Regions from separate parts of the Homo sapiens genome. Here region 1 is linked to region 2. Evidence: chromatin contacts called from ENCODE Hi-C or POLR2A ChIA-PET data. All regions are on one chromosome and are shown on one strand. Each heading gives the region's core, a stretch centred on a gene start or an enhancer-like site at or near the end of the contact. The rest is flanking DNA. Distances are from core to core; before and after follow the strand shown. Region 1 overlaps RPTOR (regulatory associated protein of MTOR complex 1). Region 2 overlaps RPTOR (regulatory associated protein of MTOR complex 1).

Region 1 (4,413 bases), core at 1,116-3,615, 120 kb before region 2:
CCCAGAGGACAGAGAACCATGGCTAAGGGCCACAGGGTTTGAGAAAGCTGCTTGGAGGAGGTGGAACCTGAGAGGAAGGTTTCGTCAGGAGTGCGGTTGAGCTCAGAGAGTGGACTGAAGTCCAAGTCCATTGTGGGGTGCTTTGAATGCTGCCCAGAGGACCTTGACTTCTCCTGGGACTCTGGCACAAGAGAGCCCCTGAAGCTGTTTGGGTAGAAAAATGACTTCATCAGAACCGTGTTTTAGAAAGAGGATCCAAGTGATGATAGGGAGACCTTGGTGACCATTAGGCCATTATCATATCAGTGCGGTCTTGAGCTGGTAAAAGATTAGGGCAGAAAGATAGAAAATCACCCAGGGGCCTGTAGGCTGGAGCTTCTGTAGACGCACAGTGGACACTGCCGAGAAACAGGCCTCATTTCTCCCATGTTCCCGTCCCCGCTCCCGGTTTCCTGCATGACTGCTTTGGTGCCCCCTGACTCCAGAATCAACACCACACCAGCTCTGCCTTTAGACTCTGCCCAGAGGCTCTGGGCTGGATACTGTATTTGGTGCGACCCTCTGGGGCATTTTTGCAAGTTTTCAGGCAGATGGGTGGGGGAGCAGTGAAGGAAGGAGGAAAAAAGACAAAGCACAAGGGGAACCGGAAATGACATCGCTACCTTCCTGTGCCTTCCCTGCCGCCCCACTCCAGCTACCTGTCACTAAACCCAGTGCACTTCATCTAGTTGACGGGTTTCTCTCAGGCATTTTGTTTTTCTGCCATGAGTGGGAAGGACTTGGCTTCCCTCCGCGCACAGCTGTGCACTCCCAAAGACGCCTGGGCCAGATGTGGCAGTGCGTCCTGTAGTCCCAGCTGCTTGGAAGGCCGAGGCAGGAGGATCACTTGAGCCCAGAAGTTTGAGACCAGCCCTGGGAACACAGGGAAACCCCATCTGTAAAAAAAAGTAAAATAAAGAAGTATGCTTTCACTCTGAGGGCTGCTGGCCTCGTTATTTCTAAAATGGGTGCCTGCCCTCTGAGTAGGGAATGTGCTTTCTCTCTACCAAGGCATGATGTGTCATCCCAGTAGCCCCTGAAATCCTTGTAGGAGTTAGGACATAGTCAGATTTTTAAAAGTAAGCATTTAGTAGGAAGTGCAGTGAAAAACAAACTGATACAGTTACCATAAGAGGGACTTTGAAATCAATATGCCACAGTGGCAGACAGTGGTCATCAGATAACCACTGCCTGGAACAATTGAGCGGTGTCTCAGGTGGCGGCTCTTTTACAATAAACTGCTTTCTCCCATATTGAAGTGCTGAAATTAGGTTGAACATGACATTTTGCTAGGTGTCTATGGCCTGTGAGTGGTAATGGACTATATTCATTAAAGAATTATCAAGTGAAATGTGTAGTTTTGTGTGAGCTAAGTTAAAAACCACCAGGGTTTTTTTTTTTAATGGAAGAGTGAGATAGTTTGTCAGACAGTAATTACGTATGTTTTTAGGGTTTTAGTTTTATTTTTTCATTTTGAAAAGTCAATTTTTCTAATTAAAAATGAAAGATACATTCTTTTCAGAAAATTACTAAAAAGTTAAAAGTAGAAAAAAATCATCCAAGATTTTACCATCTAAGGACAACTAGTGTTCACTTTTTGATGTATTGCCTGTTGGTCTTTTTTCTGTGCATGTACATTTTGCACTGATGTAAGTGGACAGAATTTACGATTTCATATCCTTAACCCTTCGCATTATACTAGAGTTCCCTGCCCTAGATCATTAGAGACTCTTAGTAAGTATCATTTTATATTTCACTATGTTGAAGTTCCATGTTTTATTTAGCCGGAGCGTAGGGCTTTGGGATTTAGGCGCCAGGAGTATGCGGGTGGGAAGGTTCAGCCTGGCACTCTGATGGGAGTCGGCAGACCTGGTTCTGTGAAGGGGCAGACGCACTTGGGTTAGGCTTTTCGGGCCACACAGTCCCAAGTCTGCTGTTGCAGCACGAAAGAGCCACAGGCAATATATAAACAAATGAGCATGGCTGTGTTCCAGTCGAGCTTTCTTTTTTCTTTTTTCTTTTTTTTTTTTTTGAGACCGAGTCTCACTGTTGCCCAGGCTGGAGTGCAGTGGCGTGATCTCGGCTCACTGCAACCTCCACCTCCTCGGTTCAAGCGATTCTCCTGCCTCAGCCTCCCGAGTAGCTGGGATTACAGGTGCCCACCACCACGCCTGGCTAATTTTTGTATTTTTAGTAGAGATGAGATTTTACCATGTTGGCCAGGCTGGCATCAAACTCCTGACCTCAGGTGATCCGCCCGCCTCAGCCTTCCAAAGTGCTGAGATTACAGGCACGAGCCACCGCACCCAGCCTCAGTCAAGCTTTCTTTAAGGAAACAGGCAGTTGGCCAGATTTGGCCCAGGAGCTATAGCTTGGCACTTCCTGCTCCAGAAAAGGGAACTAGGATTGGGCTGCAGATGACGGCTGTGCGTGTCTGCCGGTCTGCAGGTGACCTGGAGAAGGGCGATGCTCGGGAAGGTGGATTCCCTCCCTCCCTCCCTTTACTATGTAAATAAGAGAAACGGTTTCTAAGCACGCTGCCCTCATTATGCTGGCACAGCTGCTACAGAATGCGGTGTGCTGGGTAAACAACATACAGCTTTGCTTCATTTGGACAAAATGTGTACATGTGTACTTGGTGGCAAGCGTATTTATGAATCTTATTTGATGATGAACTTGTTGGAAGACATTGTTCTCTAATTTTTTTTCATTTTTGCCTGTCTTTTTCATTTTTGGAAACTGATTTCAATAATTCCAAAATGAGCAATGACATTACTTTCCACATAAATGATTATCTTACTCACCATATACATCAATACACTGTAAGAATCCAAAATATATTTTTTCCCTTGGCTGTTTTCTACTTCTTTGATTGAGTGGCATAATATCATTTTAGATTTATTACGCGTCTATTTGTATACTACTGAAAATTATAACCCAGTGGGACTTCATTTGCTGTGGGACTTGCTATAAAACAGATTGATGTCTATTGCACTGTGCTGCATGCACTAGTATTGTCTATTAATGAAAATGATAAACATTATTTTGGATTGAATAGAGGTCAAAAAACTTACTTCCTTTCTTTCAATTAAGTTGAAGGATTTCCAGGACTATAAATGTTAATGATAGAGCATTAACGTGTATTTGTCAGCGTGGAAAGTTTCGCTCCTGCATTGCCCGCAGGAGACGGAAGATGCATGGGTTTCCTGGCGCGCAGGTTGGGTGGAGGCTCAGCGTGGCTCTGTCTGGCCAGGCTAAGTGGTTTGCAGTGCCTGTCTCATTTCAGACATTTGCTGTGACATTTGCTTCGTATTTTTTCCTGATGACTCAACCAAGAATCATTCAGAATTACCTTTAGAAACATAAATTCTTGTGGTTTTGATGATAGAGTTAACCATGTGTTCTCCAAGGAGTCTTCTAAAATACATCTGCTTTGCCAGAGAACACACTTTCTTCTGCCCGTTCAGTGCTCTCGGGTCTTTTGCCGCTTCCTTTCAACAACAGTCCGATGACTTTGTCTTCCTGCATATGTGCGAAGGGAGAGGAGCTCACTGGTCCTCCCAGAGGGTGAAGTAACCGGGACACATTATTGAATAAAATGCTCTTTTGTAGTATCCCACTCTGTATCTTAGACCTTAGTCGTAGGCAAGTTTAATTTGGAATTTGCGTCTGGAGAAACGGCTTTATGACGTTTCCAAGTAGAGCCTCAGTATCATGGATCTCACACAGTCCCCGCGGCAGCTTCCAGGCCGTTTCCAGAGGAAAATATTTTTTCTCCCCAAACAAGACAGTGTTCTCTCACTGTTCCAGTCTCTTGACATATACTCAATTAAGATGAATATCATAATGTATTGTAATAGAGCTCCCGTTTTAAAAGATGACGTGTAAAAACCACCTGATGGATGCGGTAAGAAAGGGAATTGAAGCAGATGGAGGGGCACGGGCTGCTGACTCCCCGGCTGAACCCCGTCCTCGGGTGCTGCAGGAAAGAGTGAGATTGATGATCCTGGAGGGAGCCCACTCAGCAGCACAGCCGGAGACTTTGCTGGTCCCTTGAGATGGCTGAGTCCCCACTGGGGGCTGGGGTGAGGGGTGAGGCCGGAGGAGACAGTGGAGCTGGCGAGGGCCCCAGGGTGCAGGCAAGGCTGAGGGCACTCGGCTCTCCTCCCACTGCCCTTGATAGGCATGGCCTGCTGTGCTGTGTCTGGGGCTCAGAAAGATGGAAAATAAGAGGGTGGAAAGAAAGAGTTTGTCCTACCGCCCTTGTGAAAAGAGAAGTAATCCAATAATAAATAAAAGTGATAAAAGACAATTGGAAATATGAAGAAGAAACAGGAAGAAAGACCAGTTGGAAGCATTAAGTATAAAAAATAT
Region 2 (4,232 bases), core at 1,048-3,547:
ATCTTTTGCCAGAATATTCAGAGGAAGAAAGCCCGCCCCGGCCTTACGGGTGCACCTTGTAGAAGGCAGGGCCTTGGCCAGGGGCTCCTCCTGGTCTCTGCCCCATTGTCGTGTCTGCTTGCAAACCACATCTTTAGTTGCTGCAACAACAAATACATGCTTGCATCTTCCCACTTTGTGTTTGCTCTTCTTCTCTTCTTCACCTCCCTTTTCCCCATTTAAAAAAATATAAGTTCCTGAAACCTGAGACACAGAAGAATCAAAATTGGCTTCAGTGTGTGGTGAGGGAAGGGGGCTTGCTCAGGAAAAAAAATGTCATGTTCATGCTCTTCCCACCTGCTTTCTACTCTGGCCTTCACATGTCACCACCATAGCTTGATCTGGGAGAAAACAAGCACAGCAAGATGGAGCCTGTTGAGAGGGCGGCTTTGGCAGATTCACGCTGCCGGCACCGTGCTGTTCATCTGAGCCCCGAGTCTCTGCCGGGTCTTCCACCAAGCCCCTCCGCCCAGGATGTGTGTGTCGCCTGCCGGGTCTTCCACCGAGCCCGTGCCACGCAGGGTGTGTGTGTCGCCTGCCGGGTCTTCACACCGAGCCTGTGCCACGCAGGGTGTGTGTGTCGCCTGCCGGGTCTTCCCACCGAGCCCGTGCCGCCCAGGATGTGTGTGTCACCTGCTGGGTCTTCACACCGAGCCCGTGCCACGCAGGGTGTGTGTGTCACCTGCCAGGTCTTCCACCGAGCCCGTGCCGCCCAGGATGTGTGTGTCACCTGCTGGGTCTTCACACCGAGCCCATGCCACGCAGGGTGTGTGTGTCACCTGCCAGGTCTTCCACCGAGCCCGTGCCGCCCAGGATGTGTGTGTCACCTGCTGGGTCTTCACACCGAGCCCGTGCCACGCAGGGTGTGTGTGTCACCTGCCGGGTCTTCCACCGAGCCCGTGCTGCCCAGGATGTGTGTGTCACCTGCCGGGTCTTCCACCGAGCCCGTGCCACGCAGGGTGTGTGTGTCGCCTGCCGTGTCTTCCCACCGAACCCGTGCCACGCAGGGTGTGTGTGTCGCCTGCCGGGTCTTCCACCGAGCCCGTGCCACGCAGGGTGTGTGTGTCGCCTGCCGGGTCTTCACACCGAGCCCGTGCCACGCAGGGTGTGTGTGTCGCCTGCCGGGTCTTCCACCGAGCCCGTGCCACGCAGGGTGTGTGTGTCGCCTGCCGTGTCTTCCCACCGAGCCCGTGCCACGCAGGGTGTGTGTGTCGCCTGCCGTGTCTTCCCACCGAGCCCGTGCCACGCAGGGTGTGTGTGTCGCCTGCCGTGTCTTCCCACCGAGCCCGTGCCACGCAGGGTGTGTGTGTCGCCTGCCGTGTCTTCCCACCGAGCCTGTGCCACGCAGGGTGTGTGTGTCGCCTGCCGGGTCTTCCACCAAGCCCCTCCGCCCAGGATGTGTGTGTCGCCTGCTGGGTCTTCACACCGAGCCCGTGCCACGCAGGGTGTGTGTGTCGCCTGCCGGGTCTTCCACCAAGCCCCTCCACCCAGGATGTGTGTGTCGCCTGCCGGGTCTTCCACCGAGCCCGTGCCACGCAGGGTGTGTGTGTCGCCTGCCGGGTCTTCCACCGAGCCCGTGCCACACAGGGTGTGTGTGTCGCCTGCCGGGTCTTCCACCGAGCCCGTGCCACACAGGGTGTGTGTGTCGCCTGCTGGGTTTTCCACCGAGCCTGTGCCATGCAGGGTGTGTGTGTCGCCTGCCGGGTCTTCCCACCGAGCCCGTGCCACTCAGGGTGTGTGTGTCGCCTGCCGGGTCTTCCACCGAGCCCGTGCCATGCAGGGTGTGTGTGTCGCCTGCTGGGTCTTCCCACCGAGCCCGTGCCGCCCAGGATGTGTGTGTGTCGCCTGCTGGGTCTTCCCACTGAGCCCGTGCCACGCAGGGAGTGTGTGTTGCCTGCTGGCTGCCGTTCTGCGCGTGTGTGGTTTCAAGTCTTGTTTCCTCTTCTGTTTAACGAGGCCCTTGGTCTAAGTGTGCTTGTAATTTGGGCGAGTGAGCAGCAGCCGAGAGAGTCCACCCCAGTCCCCCTAGCCAGCGAAGTGGGAGCTCCCAGGTTCCTGCCTGCGGGGAGGGTGGGGGCGGTTTGAGTTAGTGAAAATGTGTGTATTAAACAGATATGTAAATGACCCCTGCCGAGCGCTGAAAATGAAGGTATGAAAAGGCATCATCATCCGTGGTTCCCACCTGGCATAATGACCGTATCAGAACAGACATCTGGTAGTATACACCACATAGTTGCCAGACTCCGATACCAAGGGCACATCTAAGTTCTCCCACCCTGATTTGCATGCCTCAAATTCAGAATTAGTGAGATTTGAGTCAGTGATGCTTCATTACACTCTCGTGAGACATGTTTGAGGAGCTTCACCGTGAATGTGTGGGCTTCGATTTGACTTGTGGAACCTGTGGTTAAAACAAAGGAAGGTGCCTTCATTCTCAGAACCCAGTGCTTTTTCTGTTGCCCTGGCCCTCTGGGCTGAGTCTTTACGTGGACGGCGGTCGATGCATCTCAGTTTATTTGTCAAAACCTTCAGCTAAAGCCAGTTGTTGCTTGAAAACTGCCTGCTTAATTGGCCTCCTCAGCTCGGGGGAGCAGCTTGCAATCTGAGGCCGGCGCCTGGCTCCCTGACCACCCGCTCCCCATCGTGCTCAGCTCTCATTCCAGCAGCCCAGCCCATAACCCGCCTCATCAGTGTATTGATGTGAGGCAGAAACACCTCATTGTAAGAGCACCCCTGAGAAATGGCGGGGTTAGGGGCTTCTGGGCTGCATAACCAGCAGATTCCCTCTGCAAAACTGCTCCTGCCTCAGTGGGAAAGGGCCAGCTGTGCAGGGCTGCACTGGAGAGCCGTTCTCTTCTTGATCCTCAGGCATCCAGTTCTTAAAATTCCGGCCCTCTGTCCTTGCATGGCCTTCGTCCTCTGGAAAGGAGCATGCTGGGAGCTGGCAGAACGCACGCCTCACTCTGTCGATGCAGTGTCTGTCACTGCTCAGTTTCTAGGTATTGATCCTAGAAACCCATGCTCTGTGGGTCCCTCTCCAAGAAACACAGCATCCATGATTTGTACATCGCACTGCAGTTTCAGACTGCTTTCACATGCGTGGTTTCATCTCTGACTCCACGACCTGAGCACAGATTTTTTTTTTTTGAGACGTAGTCTTGCTCTGTCGCCCAGGCTGGAATGCAGTGGTGCGATCTCAGCTCACTACAGCCTCCGCCTCCCAGGTTCCAGCGATTCTCCTGCCTCAGCCTCCCGAGTAGCTGGGACTACAGGCACGCACCACCACACCCTGCTAATTTTTGTATTTTTTAGTAGAGACAGGATTTCACCATATTGGCCAGGCTGGTCTCGAACTCCTGACCTTGTGACCCGCCTGTCTCAGCCTCCCAAAGTGCTGGGATTATAGGCATGAGCCACCACGCCCAGCTGAGCACAGATTTTTAAAACTTTACCTGGGTCCCTGACTAGTAAGAGGGAGAACCTGGACTTGAAACTTAGTTTTGTTTCAAATCTTGCCCCTTTTCCTCGGGTTTTGGGCAAATACTTCCCGAAGTATTATCGTTACCCCTGAATATCCAAGGCAGGATCATTTTATTCCCTTCCAGAGCCAGCACTTGCAGAAGTGTCCCCAAGTTAGGCAGCCTGGTGTGGCTTCCGGTAACACTGCCAGCCTCAGAGCCGGCCTGTTTCCTCCAGGACGCCCACAGGACCCTCGGAAGCCCCTTCCTCTAGGGGCCCGTCCCTCCTCCTTCCCCAGGCCCCGTCCCCCGCCTTGCCCTCTGAAAGTGGTCTTCAGCACCACCCGATAAGCGGTGACTTCTCATCTTAGAAGCCTGGCTTGGGTCAGGTTCTGCGTTTCGGCTGTGCGCGCCCCGGAGCAGCCCTGCTTGTGTCTCATCATCGATGCCTCAGCTGCAGTGTGCCCCACTGTAACCCCTCCGGGATGAAAACGCAACCCACCTCTTCAGTGGGCAGCCCTCCACTTGGATCCTCGCATCCCTGGCATCATCTCCGTCCTCTGTCCTTGCTGACCCAGCTCCAACCCAGCCTGTCTGACCCGTAGCCCACCTGCCATGTCCTTCCCGGCTGCAGCTCCTGCTGGGCTCTGCAGCCCCTCCTGCCCAACGCCACCTGCCCCCGCCTGCCCTGCTCCTGCTTGCCCTTCCCCTGCCCCTGCCCCCGCCTGCCCTGCC

Evidence for each region. A loop is a pair of places that touch in the nucleus more often than their neighbours do. ChIA-PET counts read pairs that join two places held with the same protein, here RNA polymerase II (POLR2A). Pooled maps may share reads with other maps.
Region 1: a pooled map shows a loop between it and region 2 (5-fold over the local background). The contact joins two enhancer-like sites. A Hi-C loop is called at or near these places in 2 of 168 maps with a recorded cell type or tissue (endothelial cell of hepatic sinusoid and naive thymus-derived CD4-positive, alpha-beta T cell), 1 of 37 single-sample maps with no recorded cell type and 12 of 50 pooled maps. POLR2A ChIA-PET finds 5 or more read pairs at or near these places in 4 of 52 experiments (CD4-positive, alpha-beta memory T cell, activated CD4-positive, alpha-beta memory T cell, activated CD8-positive, alpha-beta T cell and 1 more).

The regions. Positions count from the first base shown.
Region 1 is chr17:80,758,251-80,762,663 of GRCh38, forward strand. The region is part of intron 6 of RPTOR (regulatory associated protein of MTOR complex 1); the gene reads left to right. Among named protein-coding and RNA genes, the nearest start is that of RPTOR, 220 kb to the left of the region's middle. RefSeq lists enhancers at 2,784-3,983, 3,279-3,328. Within about 2 kb of position 2,366, at least 12 of the 41 ENCODE cell types and tissues checked have a DNase peak (open chromatin) inside an H3K27ac peak, as active enhancers do.
Region 2 is chr17:80,875,179-80,879,410 of GRCh38, forward strand. The region is part of intron 13 of RPTOR (regulatory associated protein of MTOR complex 1); the gene reads left to right. Among named protein-coding and RNA genes, the nearest start is that of CHMP6, 110 kb to the right of the region's middle. RefSeq lists enhancers at 2,147-2,196, 3,414-4,013. Within about 2 kb of position 2,298, at least 4 of the 41 ENCODE cell types and tissues checked have a DNase peak (open chromatin) inside an H3K27ac peak, as active enhancers do.